2 separate regions of the Homo sapiens genome follow, and region 2 is linked to region 1. A link is a loop called in an ENCODE intact Hi-C map of the cell type or tissue named here. Cell type or tissue: heart right ventricle. All regions are shown on one strand. Links, peaks and the distances in the headings refer to the core of each region. The heading gives the core; the rest is flanking DNA.

Region 1 (4,870 bases), core at 2,371-4,870:
TCCAAGGCCCACATCCTCTCCATAAAATGGTAATAACAGCAGTGCATCTGTCAGGTTGAGGTCAGGAAGGAAGGGGATCAAAAGCATGGCAGCCTGCCGGAGAGATTTACAACATACCTGCTGCAAGCTAGGAAATGCAGAGCTGGCCTCCCAGGCCTTGTGGGAGGAACATGTAAGCAAATAAGAACTTGTCCCTAACCCTAGAGCACCCAGGGAACGAGGGAGCTGAACTTTGTTCAGAGAGAACAGCAGGGGCAAAGGGTAGGAAGAGAATGAGTGGAGGCCAGGGATGAGGGCAGTAAGTTGACATAGGAGAGAGGTGAGTGGAGTAGGGTTGGGTAGACACAGCAAGGACTCCATTCCACAAACAGTGGGCCCCAAGGAGCAGATTCCAAGCAGGAGAGGAAAACAATGTGATTTGCAGTTCAAGAGTTCACCTGGCAGCTGGGAGAACAAATAAGAGGAACACTGAGGCCAAGTAAGAGATAACAGTGGCCTGGATGCTAGCCAAAGAGATAGCAAGGAGCAGATGGACTCAAGAGACTTGTGAAATAGGATGGACTGCACCTCATGGTTGCCTCACTGTGGAGGAATAGGGGCTTCTCAGAGGCCAAGCACTTGCCATGAAGGAGACAGGGTCCAACCTGGGTATGAAAGACACTCAGGGGCTCCAGGGGAACACTTCACAGGCAGGAAGAAGGCTTCCTCCCTTCAGTTCCACAATATACCTGCAGGGCTCATAGAAATGGAGCTGAGTGATCCTAGAACTTATGAGCAGTTTAATGAGACCAAGGTGCCCCCAGCAATCCTCCACAGTGGAGCTGTAGTATGGACAAGTCATGTGCTTTGTGGTCAGACCCCATCCAACTCCTGGCCATCTCCAGCTGTGTGGCTAGGGGCCACTCAACCTCTCCAGGATTATTTTCTTCAGGTGTAAGCTTCACTGACTTTTTTGTGAAGATTTCCCTAGGCAATTCATGTAACTCAAACTGCAGTGGATAGAGCCCAATCTTTGGGGTCAGGCCCTGTCCAATTTTGGCTAACAAGTATTGAACAAACATGTACCAAGCAATGGCTGCATACCATGCCTACCATGCACACAGTGCCTGGTCCACAGCCAGTGTCCACAGGGGGAGTGGGGAGGTGGAGTGGCATTCAGGTACTTAGGGATGTCTTTCTTCTACCAACCAGCCCTGGCTGACACCCAGCCCTAGGCAGTTCCTCTTGCACACAGGTTCTTTGCACTGACCAATGCTGAGAGCAGACCCTCGGAGCAGCCGGGTTGGAAGTGTCTCTCCATAGTCACCAGACAGATCCAGGATAGGATGGGCAGCCCAGTGCACCGAGTGTCATTGGGGGATACCTGGAGCAGGCAAATGCACCCCGACATAGAGAGCGAGAGGTATATGCAGTCCTTTGACGTGGAACGGCTCACCAACATCCTTGATGGAGGTGCCCAGAACACTGCACTCCGCAGGAAAGTTGGTAAGGGGAAGCTGGGGAATGGGACATCTGTTTTATGCCCCATGCTTCTCTTGTAAGAAGAGTCCTTCATTAGCAGTTCTGCTTCCAAATAACAAACTTTGCCCTTGAAATTCCACTGTTAGAGATTCATTCCTTCGAACTGTAAAGACAATCTTCACATGTCAATATTGCCTGAGCCCACCTAGGGGATAGAAGAGTCCTAGGCAGCAGAAGACCTGGATTCTGGTCCTAAAATTCTGCCACTGCATAGCTTTGTAACCTTGGGCAATTCACTTTCCCACCTTGGTCCTCAGTTTTGTCATCTGTAAAATAACAATAATGTCTGACTTCCTTTCCAGATCCATGAAGCAAGTGGGTGAGAAGATTTCAAGGTGCCAGAAACCTCACCCAGGTCCCTAAGCCCTCTGTTCTCTGTCCTCTGCAGAGAGCATCATCCACAGTTACCCGGAGTTTAGCTGTAAGGACAATTATTTCATGACCCAGAATGAGCGTTATAAGGCTGCCATGCGGAGGGCATTCCACATCCGGTTGATAGCTCGGCGCCTGGGTTGGTTAGAAGATGGTCGTGAATTAGGCTACGCTTACAGGTGCTCACTCCTCGAGCAGCCCCACTAGAGAGGGATCTACCTGGGATCACCTGGAAACCCCCTAGCCCCATGAGCCATTTCCCCCAACAAAGGGAAGACTTGTTGGGAAACCAGGATGCTAGGTGCCCTTTATCTCCTGTACTCTGCTCAGGCAGGGGGTACCTGGGCCCCTGTCTCCAATAAGCTACTCAACTACAGCATCTCTCCCCAACAGAGCCCTTTCTGGAGACGTGGCCTTAAATATACACAGAGTCTTCGTGAGAGCCCTCAGGAGCCTGGGCTCAGAGGAGCAGATTGCCAAATGGGACCCACTCTGCAAAAACATCCAGATCATCGCAACGTATGCACAGACAGAGTTGGGACATGGTGAGCTAGGACTGCTGCGTGTGGTGTTTAGGTTGTGCACTGCAAAACTCCAGAGGGCCCATTTACATCTAGGTAGTCATAGGTTCATATGCTCCGAGGGACATATGTTTAATAAGAAAACATTCCAGCAGCTGGCAGTCAAGGGTCCTGAGGAAGGGGTGCCACCTTCTAATTTGCACGTATTGTATGAGCTCCCAGTGGGGCAAGTCATTCCTTCTGGAAACATCAGCAGCCACCCCTTCTCATGGACTGGCTATAGGGGACTGTGTGTCCCACACACAGCCCACAGATGAAAGGGGAGAACTGCCTGCAAGTACAGCTGGGAGCTGGGCCCCACTCCATACTGCGCTGATGCCTAAGAGTTCAGACCCACCTAGAAGCAGCTTCACAGGTAAGAACCCCACCTCAGGCCAATGTCTAACACCTCTCCTTGATCCTAAGGGACATATCTTCAGGGCCTGGAGACTGAAGCCACCTATGACGCAGCCACCCAGGAGTTTGTGATACACAGCCCCACGCTGACTGCCACCAAATGGTGGCCTGGAGACTGTGAGTATACATCCACCCCCCTTCCTTAACTCTCCCCAAGTAGAAGAATGTTGGAGGGCAGAGTAGCACTGGCTTTGAGGTCCAACAGACCTCAGATTGATTTTCTGTTCTAGGCTGCTGACCTTGGGCAAGTCAGTTCACCAACCTGAGCCTCAGGTTCTTACTCTGTAAAATAGGTGGGATATTAAACATTTCATTAGTGAGTGGCTGGAAAGTCCCCAAAGGAACTTTGAAGTAGAGGAGACAATCGATCCATGAGAGACAAGGCCTCACTCACACACACACGCACAAACACACACACTTGGTCTAGTCCTAGGCACTCCTCACAACCCCGGTTCCTCTCATCTCCCGAGTTAGTGGCAGAGCTTGCCACCAGCCAGAGCACAGGCCCTGTGATGACACAGTGGAAAGAATACGCCTGCCTGCCCCTGCTGCAGACACCCAGGAAGGCTCACGCCCATCACCAGCCCCCATCAGGCCACCAACGCCGTACCTCCTGCTGTGGCCACCAGGTGGCGGCCACATCAAGCGTCCCTGAGGCTTGGTGATTTACCAAGCCCCAACGAGGGATTTCCCCTTCCTCAAACTTGAGAATTTCACCTCCAAGGACACATCTGTGGCACTTGGGGACCCACACCTTGTGTGGAAAAAATTAAAACAAATATGCTGAGCCCAACTAAAGCAGGAGAGTGACAGAGATGAGAGACACATAGAGAGAGGGAGACACAGGCAGAGACCAGAGACATAAGAGAGAGACATGAGCCGGGTGCGGTGGCTCATGCCTATAATCCCAGCACTTTGGGATGCCGAGGTGAGTGGATCACCTGAGGTCAGGAGTTTGAACCAGCCTGACCAATATCATTAAACCTCATCTCTACTAAAAATACAAAAATTAGTCGTGTGTGGTGGCGGGCATCTGTAGTCCCACCTACTCGGGAGGCTGAGACAGGAGAATTGCTTGAACCTGGGAGGCAGAGGCTGCAATGAGCCGAGCTCAGGCCATTGCACTCCAGCCTGGCGAAAGAGTGAGACTCTGTCTCAAAAACAAAAGAAAGAAAGAAAGAAGAAAAAGAAAAAAAAAGAGAGAGAGAGATGAGAGAGTGATGACAGAAAGAGAGAGAGAAAATAAATGACCACTGTCAAAAATGAAGACAAAAGAAACCAGCCTTTTAGATCAGACAGACCAGGGTACAGATGAATCCTAGCTCTGCCCCTCCAGGCCAATGACCTTCAGTGTGTCACTCTACTCTCTGAGCCTGTTTCCTTAACTGGAAAATGGGACTCATCATCCTCTCTCCCCTGCAAGAACTGGAAAGCATCTATCACAGGGTCTAGCGCCACCTAGATTTTGATAAATGATAATTATCTGTATTCATTATTATAAGGTTGATGACAGAGTAATTCATTAATAGTTGGGGGGGGCAAAAAAAAAGCTGGATCATTTCACAGTGCCTTTGCCAACGCTGCTAGGTTTGCTTGGTTCTTTGGGGGCAATCCCCTCTCTCTTTGATCAGTGACTTTTCAGGGCCCCAGAGGTACCCATCCAAAACCCCAGCCCCAGGAGGCTGGGTTGGTTGGGAAAAGCAATGCACAGGTCTTCCTGTGACGGGCCGCTACTCTCTCTGCCCTCAGTGGGACGGTCAGCCACCCATGCCCTGGTCCAGGCCCAGCTGATCTGCTCAGGAGCCAGGCGGGGCATGCACGCTTTTATTGTGCCAATCCGGAGTCTTCAGGACCACACCCCACTGCCAGGTAAGCCCATAATGCTCCCTCAAGGAACCCTGCCAGGAGGAGAGCCCAGGTGGCCTCCCTGACCTGGGGCCCCAGAGGGCCACAGGAGTAGCTAAGACATGTCTCCCTTGGGCAGGGAGCGGTCCAGTTGG
Region 2 (10,934 bases), core at 4,839-7,338, 69 kb after region 1:
GACCAACATGGAGAAACCCCGTCTCTACTAAAAATACAAAATTAGCCAGGCGTGGTTGCACATGCCTGTAATCCCAGCTACTCGGGAGGCTGAGGCAGGAGAATCGCTTGAACCTGGGAGGCAGAGGTTGCGGTGAGCCAAGATCGCACCATTGCACTCCAGCCTGGGCAACAAGAGCGAAACTCCATCTCAAAAAAAAAAAAAAAAAAAATTTCAAGGAGAGCCACAGACCACAGTGAAAGAAGCAAGTTTATTGGAAACCACCCTGTTACAGAGTCAAGTAGAGCATCCTCAGAAAGCAGGAGGAGGAACATGCCATCCTTGGTTAGCATCTCTACTTATAAGAAACTATAAGGAGCTATAATTAAACTTGAAATGTGCAGATGTGCTCGCTAAAGGTAGTGGCTATTAGTATTGTCAATGACCATTAATCCTTCAATCGAAGCCTGCTCATTATCATTATCTTTAAGTACATTCGCTCCGTGCTTAGGACATCTGGACATTCTGCAGGCTTAGTGGGAGCTGCTCTGTAGGGCCATAAATATTCTGTAATTATAATTGGTGGTCAGCTTAGAGTGTGGCTATTTTCAGGTCCTAAATATTAACCTTTTAAGTGTCTTATGAGTGCCCAGTTACTCACTTCAAGAGGGAGTCATTCTGGTCATGTGTTATTAAACCAGAGGCCTGGTAAGCAGGGGTTCCTCTAACATATATAAAATACATACATTAATAAACTCCTGTTTGCTTTGCTTTTCTCTTGTTAATCTCTTTTGTTACAGGGGTCTTTTCCAACTAAGAACTTAGGAAAGTTGAGGAAAAATTTTTTTTTCCCAACATGCCCAAACTGCCCATGACCGCCACGTTGGTCCTGCCCCAGGAACAGACTACTGTGACCAGAGCCATGTATTCTTTGTTTTTTTTTTTCTTTTGAGACGGAGTTTGGCTGTTGTTGCCCAGGCTGGAGTGCAGTGATGCAATCTCAGCTCATTGCAACCTCCGTTTCCTGGGTTCAAGCAAGTCTCCTGTCTCAGCCTCCTGAGTAGCTGGGATTATAGGCATGCACCACCATGCCTGGCTAATTTTGTATTTTTAGTAGAGATAGGGTTTCACCATGTTTGTCAGGCTGGTCTCAAACTTCTGACCTCAGATGATCCACCTGCCTCGGCCTCCCGAAGTGCTAGGGTTACAGGGGTGAGCCACCACGCCCGGCCCCAGAGCCAGGTATTCTAATGATAAATTTGCCAGGTGACCAGTTCACCTGTTGACTAATTTGCATAATGAACAGTTTGCCTTGAATTCAGACCTCTTTTGAGAGTTTTTGCATTTATTCAGCTGCCCTATTCTTTTTTATTTTTTTAGTCACATTTTAGGCATTTTTAACGATTTAAAAAATTAACTTCCTCTAAGGGGCTTTTCCCCTGCTAAATCTCATATTTCTGATTATTTATGAAATGTATATTCTAAGCAATGAAATTGCTATTTATTGTGTGGGAGTCTTTTGATAATATATCAACCTTCAGACAAACTGTAAGATACTTTTTTGTAAGTTTACATAAAGACTCTTTCTTCAAAGTTGTATGTTTACAGCAAGAGACCCTTACTGAGTCTGATGTTCAAGATATTAAATTCAGAAAATTATCCTAGATTTTAAACATTAAATGAGTGCTCTTGGTGAGCAACTGAGCTGACTTTCATGGTGGCATGAGACACCAGCACAGCTCTTAGCAGCTAACCATAATTAATGTCTGATAATGAATAAGAATATACTAGGCCAAGTGTGTGATACCGGGTTCATATTCCATTTCAGTCCATAAATAAGTATTGTGTGTGACTATATTTATAATAAAAGCAGGCCAGACGCAGTGGTTCACGCCTATAATCCCAGCATTTTGGGAGGACAAAGCAGGCGGATCACTTGAGGTCAGGAGTTCGAGACCAGCCTGGCCAACATGGTGAAACCCCGTCTCTACTAAAAATACAAAAATTAGCTGGTCATGGCGGCACGCGCCTATAGTCCTACCTACTCAGGAGGCTGAAGCAGGATGATCACTTGAACCCAGGAGGCGGAGGTTGCAGTGAGCTGAGATCCTGCCATTGCACCCCAGCCTGGGTGACAGAGTGAGACTCAATCTCAACAAAAAATATATATATAATAAAAATTAAAACAACTAACATTTTTTAAAGGCTGGCCACGTGCTGAAGACTGGGCTGAGCTGTGTACTCCTGTTTTCTCTGTTTGTGGTGCTTCCTGAGAGCAGGGCCTTGTCTTTCCTCCCCAGCATATTCTCAGCTGGCTCATAGTAGATGCTCTATATTTTCAGAATAACTGAGTGACCTTGTTGGCTGGTACTGTTGTTATCTATCACCTCAAGTGTGTAAGTGAGGAAATTCAGGTTTAGGAGTTGTTACTTGCCCAAGAACAAGAGAAAGGGCAGCATGACCCTGGAGCCTGCATTCCTAACGCAGGTGAGTGTGACCTCACCCTTGTGCTCTAACAAGTAAAGCCCTAGAGGGAAGCAGGGGAGGATGATAGATGGATTAAAACATTATTTTAATGTGAGGCTCAGAGTTGGGGGACTGAGGGTGGGTGTGTAGGTACAGCGATCCATCCGTGGGATGGTTCTGAAATGGCTCTCTATGAACCCTAAATGCCTTTATTATTGGGAATGTGAGAGTAGAACATTCCAGAATGAGCGAGCCTTGGGACAGAGAACAAGCTAGGGACAGAGGCCAAGAGTACAACAGGTGGCCTGTTCAACATGTTGTAGCTTTCCAACAAAAGGTTAGCCTTGACCTCTCTTTTTTGCTTCATCTGACACATACAAATTATTTTATTTTATTTTATTTTATTTTATTTATTTATTTTTGAGACAGAATCTCACTCTGTCTCCCAGGCTGGGGTGCAGTGGTGCAATCTCAATTCACTCCCACCTCTGCCTCCCAGGTTCAAGCAATTATCGTGCCTCAGCCACCCAAATAGCTGGGATTACTGGTGTGGGCCACCACACCCTGCTAATTTTCTTTTTCTTTTTTTCTTTTTTTTTTTTTGAGACAAAATCTTGCTCTGTTGCCCAGGCTGGAGCGCAATGGCGCGATCTCTGCTCACTGCAACCTCTGCCTCCCCAGTTCAAGCGATTCTCCTGCCTCAGCCTCCCAAGTAGCTGGGATTACAGGCGCGAGCCACCATGCCCGGCTAATTTTTTGTGTTTTAGTAGAGACGGGGTTTCAGCATGTTGGCCAGGCTGGTCTTGAGTTCCGGGCCTCACATGATCCGCCCACCCCGGCCTCCCAAAGTGTGTGAGCCACTGCACCTGGCTAGTTCTGCATCTTTATTGTGGTGGTTGCCCAATTCCATACGTGCCACAAAATAGCATAGGACTATCCACACACTGTACCAATATCAATTGCCTTGTTTTGATATTGTGCTATAGTTACCTGAGCTGCAACCATTGGAGAAACTAGGTGAAGGGCACACAGGACCTCTTTGTACTCTCTTGGTAACTTCCTGTGAATCTATAATTATTTCAAAATAGAAAGGTTTTTTTTAGCTGGGCTCAGTGGCTTACACCTGTAATCCCAGCACTTTGGGAGGCCAAGGCGGGTGGATCACGAGGTCAAGAGATCGAGACCATCCTGACCAACATAGTGAAACCCTGTCCCTACTAAAAATACAAAAATTAGCTGGGCGTGGTGGTGCGCACCTGTAATCCTTGCTACTCTTGAGGCTGAGGCAAGAGAATCGCTTGAACCGGGTTGTGGGGTTTCAGTGAGCCAAGATCACACCACTGCACTCCAGCCTGGTGACAGAGCAAGACTCTGTCTCAAAAAAAAAGAAAGTTTTTTTTTTAAATTGTGGTTCAAGCATCCCCTGGTTTCTCCGATTTCCCTTTATAAACATTTGCAGAGATTCCGGTGAAGTGCAAAGATGGATATGCCTTTCATATACAGAAAGTTCCCTTATTCTTTTGACATCTTTATAATTTTCTGTTTCATGACTGTGCCAGGTATTTCTAAATTCAGACCCTAACCCATGAATATTTAGGTTATTTCCATTTTTTGCTGTTATAAATATTATCATAGTTGACATGAATCATCTTATCACTCATTGTTTTTGTGACTGTGTTTGCAGATTCCTGAAATCAAAACTGATTTTCTTAACAGCTATGCTATGTTGTCATATTTATCTGTGTTTTAAGCCACTATATACATTTTTTCAAAGAGCCTCAAAATTCCTAAAATAGATATTTATATCTACATTCTAAATGGCAAAAGAATGAGAGAAAGAAAGAAAGAGAGAGAAAGAGAGAGGGAGGGCGAGGCACGGTAGCTCATGCCTATAATTCAAGCACTCTGGGAGGCCAAGGCAGGCATATCACTTGAGCACAGGAGTTTCAGACCAGCCTGGGCAACATAGGGAGACCTCGTCTGTACAAAAAATACAAATGTTAGCCAGGCATGGTGGCATGCCCCAGTAGTCCCAGCTACTTAGGAGGCTGAGGCAGGAGGATTGTTTGAGCCTGGGAGGTGGAGGTTGCAGTGAGCCAACATCATACCACTGCATTCCAGCCTGGGTGACAGATTGAGACCCTGTCTCAAAAAATACATATAAAACAAAAAAATTTTAAATAATTAAATGGCAAAAATAGTCTTGCTATGGTTTGGCTGTGTGCCCACACAAATCTCATTTTGAATTGCAGTTCCCATAATCCCCACATGTCATGGGAGGGACCAGGTGGAGATAATTCAATCAGAGGCAGTTACCCTCTTGCTGTTCTCATGATAGTGAGTGAGTTCTCACGAGATCTGATGGTTTTATAAGGGGCTTCCCCCTTTGCTCAGCATTCACTTCTTTCACCTGCCACCGTGATTGTAAGTTTCCTGAGGCCTCTCTAACCACGTGGAATTGTGAATTAATTAAATCTCTTTTCCTTATAAATTACCCAGTCTCAGGTATGTCTTCATGGCAGCATGAAAACAGAATAATAGTCTGCTTCAAGTTACTGTACATGTTCAACATTAATAAAATAACATTTCTGGCTGGGCACAGTGGCTCATGCCTGTAATCCCAGCATTTTGAGAGGCCAAGGCAGGTGGATCGCTTGAGCCCAGGAGACCAGCCTGGGCAACATGGCAAGACCCCTGTATCTACAAAAAAAAAAAAAAAAAAAGAAAAGAAAAAATTAGCCAGGAGTTGTGGCACGTGCCTGTGGTCCCAGCTACTTGGGAGGCTGAGGTGGGAGGATCACTTGAGCCCAGGAGGTGGAGGTTGCAGTGAGCCAAAATTGTGCCAATGCATTCCAGCCTGGGGGGGAGAGAGTGAGACCCTATCTTAAAATAAATTTAAAAAATCAAATAACATTTCTGTGTGGTTAATTTAAACTAGTCATTTATCTATTGGCATTGATTCAATTACTTTTAAAAAGGAATATACACACTATTATAATATAGTTCTTTTTCACACACACCCAGAGATAATGTGATGAAATCTTGCCTCCCTAAATATAAGAACAAAACATAAGACTGGTATAATCGTTCAGAGAGACATTAACACCAATGCTATAAGTCAGTTCTAATGTATTTAATAAAACGGCTTTCCTTTAGTCAAAAAAAATTTTTTAATCTAGTGAAGTAATCAGCATCGAAATGTTTGGGACACTGAGAAGTGTCTCTTTTGTGCCTGGAAATAGGTGTTTTATTCATCCTCTGGAAGTTTACAGTACAGTGTGTGGGCGAAGCTTTCTGGACAACCTGTCCCTCTGTCAGCTTTTTGCCTCTGCAAAGCCAAAATGTGGGTTCTGTGTCTGAGTATTGCAACCCACAAGAAACGTGGCTAAGGCCAGAAAACATAAGTGTGAATACTTTTGGAAGGCTGCGCATCTCATGAGTCACATGGGAGCAGCCCCGACCGTGGTTTGTGCACCTTCTGCCCTAGCAGCTGCCAGTCAAGCGAAGAGGCGACCTCTAGGGGTGAGCCTGGGCAACAAAATAGTCACCTTCCCCTGGGAAAGCGAATGTGGGGATCCACCTTTAGGAATTCCCTTTTCTAAAAAGCTACGCCTCTAAAGCTTTCAAAAATGAAATTCTATCAATAAGGTACCAGAAGTAACCAAATGGACCCATGTGTGTGCCTGCGTGTGTACGCATGCGTGCATGCCCATATAAACTGAGTATCAGTAGGAGCAGGAAACTAGTATCCGTGCTGGCCTCCTGGGAGGGGAACCGCATAAAGGAGATGGGGACAGCAGGGAAACTCACTTTCCCCTCCCCTCAACTTTTATTATGAAAAACTTTCAAACAGAAAAGTTGAGAGAATAGTGCAATAAATTCCCGCATACTCAGCGCCTAGATTTCATGTGGTTAGCATGTTTGTATTTGCTTTATCTCTATACTCGTTTGTCCGACTTCTCTTAGACTCACCTTTCACAGTAAAGTCTTTGGACCCTTTCAACTGTATACTGTGTGTATGTCATCTATCCAAATAAGTTTATTAATAATTAATAGTAACCACCTCTGAGAGGCGTTGTGAGGGAGGGTTAAATTAAATGAGGAGAAGGGCATAAAATACCTGGCGCAGCGCCAAGCACATTGCTCAAGAAATGCTGTGGTGGCTCTCAGATTTCCCTTCATTCATTCTTAGGTCCCACAGTAAACTCAGCACCTTTGATTTCATCTGAGTCTTTTCCCAAGCCAGCCCTCTTTCCCCAAGCCAGCCCTCTTTCCCCTTTTCCACCCCTCTCTCAACTTCTCTATGGCTCCCGGCAGGCGCAGAGTAAAAGGGATCATCACACCCTGCAGGAAAGCGGCAGGGCCTCCAGACAACACTTACAGGCAGACCACTGGGCTGGAGGAGGCCTAGGCGGCCATGACTCTTAACCCTTCCCTGGCTGCTCCTAGAAAATGGCTTCATGCCTACAAATAGCCACCCTTTCTCATGGCCTCTCTTGTAATAGGTTTGGCAATTTTCTGATGTCAGAAATACATAAGTACAAAATATTAAAATAATATAAAATAAGGCCGGGCACAGTGACTCACGCCTGTAATCCTAGAACTTTGGGAGGCCGAGGCAGGTGGATCACGAGGTCAGGAGTTCAAGACCAGCCTGGCCAAGATGGTGAAACCCCGTCTCTACTAAAAATACAAAAATTAGCCGGGCACGGTGGCAGATGCCTATAACCCCAGCTACTCGGGAGGCTGAGGCAGGAGAATAACTTGAACCCGGGCGGCACAGGTTTGACAGAGTGAGACTCTGTCTCAAAATAAATAAATAAATAAATAATATATATAAAATATAAAATGTAAGTATGTGGTAAAAACCAAGAAGAGATGCTAACTGTATCTCTAAATATATCATATAATATGTATGTGCAGTATAATATACATATATTAATATACTACACTACACATAATATGTGTTAACATATCTATGTTTCATCACATAATATAACATAAATATACAATATAATTCAATATGTGGTAAAAATTAAAAAAAAAAAAAGTAGAGATTCGGCCAGACGTGGTGGCTCACACCTGTAATCCCAGCCCTTTGGGAGGCTGAGACAGGTGGATCACCTGAGGTCGGGAGTTCAAGACCAGCCTGACCAACATGGTGAAACCCCGTCTCTACTAAAAATACAAAATTAGCCAGGTGTGGTAGCGGGTGCCTGTAATCCCAGCTACTCGGGAGGCTGAGGCAGTAGAATCGCTTGAACCCAGGAGGCAGAGGTTGCGGTGAGCCAAGGTCGCGCCATTGCACTCCAGCCTGGCCAATAAGAGTGAAATTCTGTCTCAAAAAAAAAAAAAAAAAAAAGGTAGAGATGCTATGCTATGTCTCTCTTTCTTGTTCTCTATACACATGTATATTCAACATACAGAACATGTATATAACACGTTACATATGTGTATATTATATTACATATGCTATCTATCACACATATGTATATGTATCATAGGAAAAAGCAACTCTTTTTACTCTATATACTCACACCCTCAGTACTTTACTTCTGACATCAGATGTGTGGGTTTTTTCCAACACATCAATTCTCTGGCAGACACCAATTGGGTGTCCTACAATTAATTCAATTTTGACACCAGTTAGAGTTAGTGCAAACCCCACAGGTTAAGGGCTCAGTCCCACAAGGCTGCCCCCACTTCAGATGCTGGTTGCAAGTCCCAGGTTGTCACTTGTACTTCTGACCAACCAACTACAAATCGGGATTCCCTTCCTCAGGTTTGACACTTTGCTAGGGTGGCTTATAGAACTCCGAAAACACTTATGTTTACCTGTTTATTATAAAGGATATCACAAAGGATGGAGATGAACAGCCAGATGAAGAGGTACATAGGGCAAAGTGTTGGGTGACCATACCCCAGCACTTCCACCCATTCAGCAACCTGAAAGCTCTCCAAAGCCCACAGTTTTATAAAGGCATCATCATATGGGCATGATCAATTATTAACTCAATCTCCAGCCCACTCACCTTCCCAGAGGATAGGGAGTGGAGCTAAAAGCTCCAAACTTCTCATCATGGCTTGGTCTTTCTGGAGACCGGCCCCCATCCAGGAACCCACCAAGAGTCACCTCATTAGGACAAAAGATGCTCCTATCACCCAGGAAATTCCAAGGGATTAGGAGCTCTGTGGAACGAACTGGGGTCAAAGACCAAATATTAGAACAAAAGATACACCTAGCACCTCTATCGCTCAGGAAATTACAAGGGTTTTCAGAGCTCTGTGCCAGGAACTGGGTCGAAGACCAAAATATATTTCTTTTTTTTTTTTTTTTTTTTGAGACGGAGTCCTGCTCTGTTGCCCAGGCTGGAGTGCAGTGGCGGGATCTCGGCTCACTGCAAGCTCCACCTCCCGGGTTCACACCATTCTCCTGCCTCAGCCTCCCGAGTAGCTGGGACTACAGGCGCCCGCCACCACGCCCAGCTAATTTTTTGTATTTTTAGTAGAGACCGGGTTTTACTGTGGTCTCAATCTCCTGACCTCGTGATCCGCCCGCTTCGGCCTCCCAAAGTACTGGAATTACAGGCATGAGCCACCGCGCCCAGCCCAAAATATATTTCTTAGTATAAATAACAACATTGTAGTATATTATATGTATATACACATACTAACATACACAGTATGGTACATATGAGATATAGATATGTTTACAGATCTAGTTAACATTTCTAACGACTTGGTTTTTAACCATGTACTGAATTATGTTTGGCCAGACTCACCCTCCACCCATCCAGGGCCCTAAGTCCCATCTCTTATTTTTCAAGGTAAACCAGTTGAGTCACCACCTGCTCTGTTAGCCACATCCAATGTGACTCTGGGGTCTCAGATCTTTCTGGCAACTGCGCATAAGCCCAGACCTTACTCCAGTCCTTGGGGAGAGAAAACTAGGGAACTCCTCTGCCCCTCAAAGGCCCTGTTTTTCCATTGCCTTGGTTCTGTTGCTACCACACTGGGCACCAGGGAGAGCAAATCCCTATAAGCCATGTGTGCCTTCTCCACCACCAGACGGCTGCTCCATGGGGCCTGTCCCTGCCCACGTGTGACCGTTCCTAGAGGAGAAGAGTTCCCTCATGCAGGGTCACAGCAGCCCCAGATGCATCATCCTTCGGTAACAATTCACAGCCACTTGCTGTGGAAGGGCCCACAAAGAAAACCAAGGAAACCCTAACAAAAATAAGAGCATTTGCTGAGCATTCACTGTGTGCCAGGCACTGTGCAAAATACTTTTTTTTTTTTTAAGAGATGGGGTCTCACTATGTTGCCCAGGCTGGTCTCAAACTCCTGGACTCAAATAATCCTCCCACCTCTACCTCCCAAGTAGCTGGGATTACAGGAATGAGCCACTGCACCTGGCTTAAAATACTAAAAATATGTTATCAAATTTAACCTGATCACCTCAACCCCTCTACAAAGCAGGCATTTTTCCCTGACTTGAGTTCTGCTTTTTTTGGTGAGTTCTTCTTGGGAGACCTTAATTCATGTTTTAAAATTAATTAATCAATTAACATTTATACAGCACTTACTATGTGGCAGACACCGAGTGAGCAGCTTTACAAACATTAACTCACTGAGCCCTCATCACAGCCCTATGAGATGAGCACTACTATTATTCCCATAATAGTCACAAGCAATAAGCTCAAAGTCACACAGCTAATGAGTGGTAGAAGTGGGATGCCTGTTCTGCCAGTGGAAATGTAATGGAGGTGACTCAAAGTGGGAACATGTGCACATGAAGTATATTGGCAAGGGCGTGGAGAAATAGGCACTTTCAGGTATTGCTTATGGGAGGGCAAATTTGCAAGGCAATGTGACAATATTGAACACAATTTAAAATGCATATGCAGTAGTTACTTTGACCTTGATATTCTTCCTCTAGAAATTATTCACAGATATTTATATGCATATGAAAACATATGGACAAGTCATCTTATTGCACCACGTTTGTATTAGTAAAGGCTAGAAGCAACCAGAATGATGATTAATAGGACATCAGGGCAGGGCATGGTGGCTCACGCCTGTAATCTCAGCACTTTCGGAGGCTGAGGTGGGTGGATCACATGAGGTGAGGAGTTCAAGACCAGCCTGGCCAACATGGCAAAGCCCCATCTCTACTAAAAAATACAAAACTTAGGCCGGGTGTGGTAGCCCACGCCTGTAATCCCAGCACTTTGGGAGGCCGAGGAGGGTGGATCACCGGGTCAGGAGATTGAGACCATCCTGGCTAACATGGTGAAACCCCGTCTCTACTAAAAATACAAAAACAAACAAACAAAATTAGCTGGGTGTGGTGGTGGGTGCCTGTAATCTCAGCTTCTGGGGAGGCTGAGGCAGGGAGAATTGCTTGCACCCGGGAGGGGGAAGTTGCAGTGAGCCGAGATCACGCCACTGCACTCCAGCCAGGGGGACAGAGCGAGACTCTGTCTCGA

The links. Hi-C counts contacts between places; a loop is a spot of excess contacts. Peaks named below come from ENCODE experiments on the same cell type or tissue, not always from the same donor. Only the 100,000 strongest peaks of a DNase experiment are listed, where the experiment ranks them.
Region 2: a loop joins it to region 1, with 8 times the contacts of the local background. A loop is called at or near these places in 57 of 110 quality-filtered maps.

The regions. Positions count from the first base shown.
Region 1 is chr3:58,531,562-58,536,431 of GRCh38, reverse strand. It overlaps ACOX2 (acyl-CoA oxidase 2), which reads left to right. Exons shown (of 15, transcript NM_003500.4): 2 at 1,235-1,485; 3 at 1,910-2,072; 4 at 2,287-2,438; 5 at 2,880-2,987; 6 at 4,620-4,739. The coding sequence starts at 1,326. It overlaps LOC107984079 (a long non-coding RNA gene), which reads right to left and starts at 1,060. Exons shown (of 3, transcript XR_001740724.2): 1 at 118-1,060. RefSeq lists an enhancer at 4,649-4,870. In heart right ventricle, for the core only: a CTCF peak has its summit at 3,495 (motif pointing right); a DNase peak (open chromatin) is centred at 3,471.
Region 2 is chr3:58,458,884-58,469,817 of GRCh38, reverse strand. All of the region lies in intron 1 of LOC107986092 (a long non-coding RNA gene), which reads right to left. Among named protein-coding and RNA genes, the nearest start is that of KCTD6, 28 kb to the left of the region's middle. In heart right ventricle, for the core only: a CTCF peak has its summit at 5,966; DNase peaks (open chromatin) are centred at 5,927 and 6,608; H3K4me3 peaks cover 916 bases.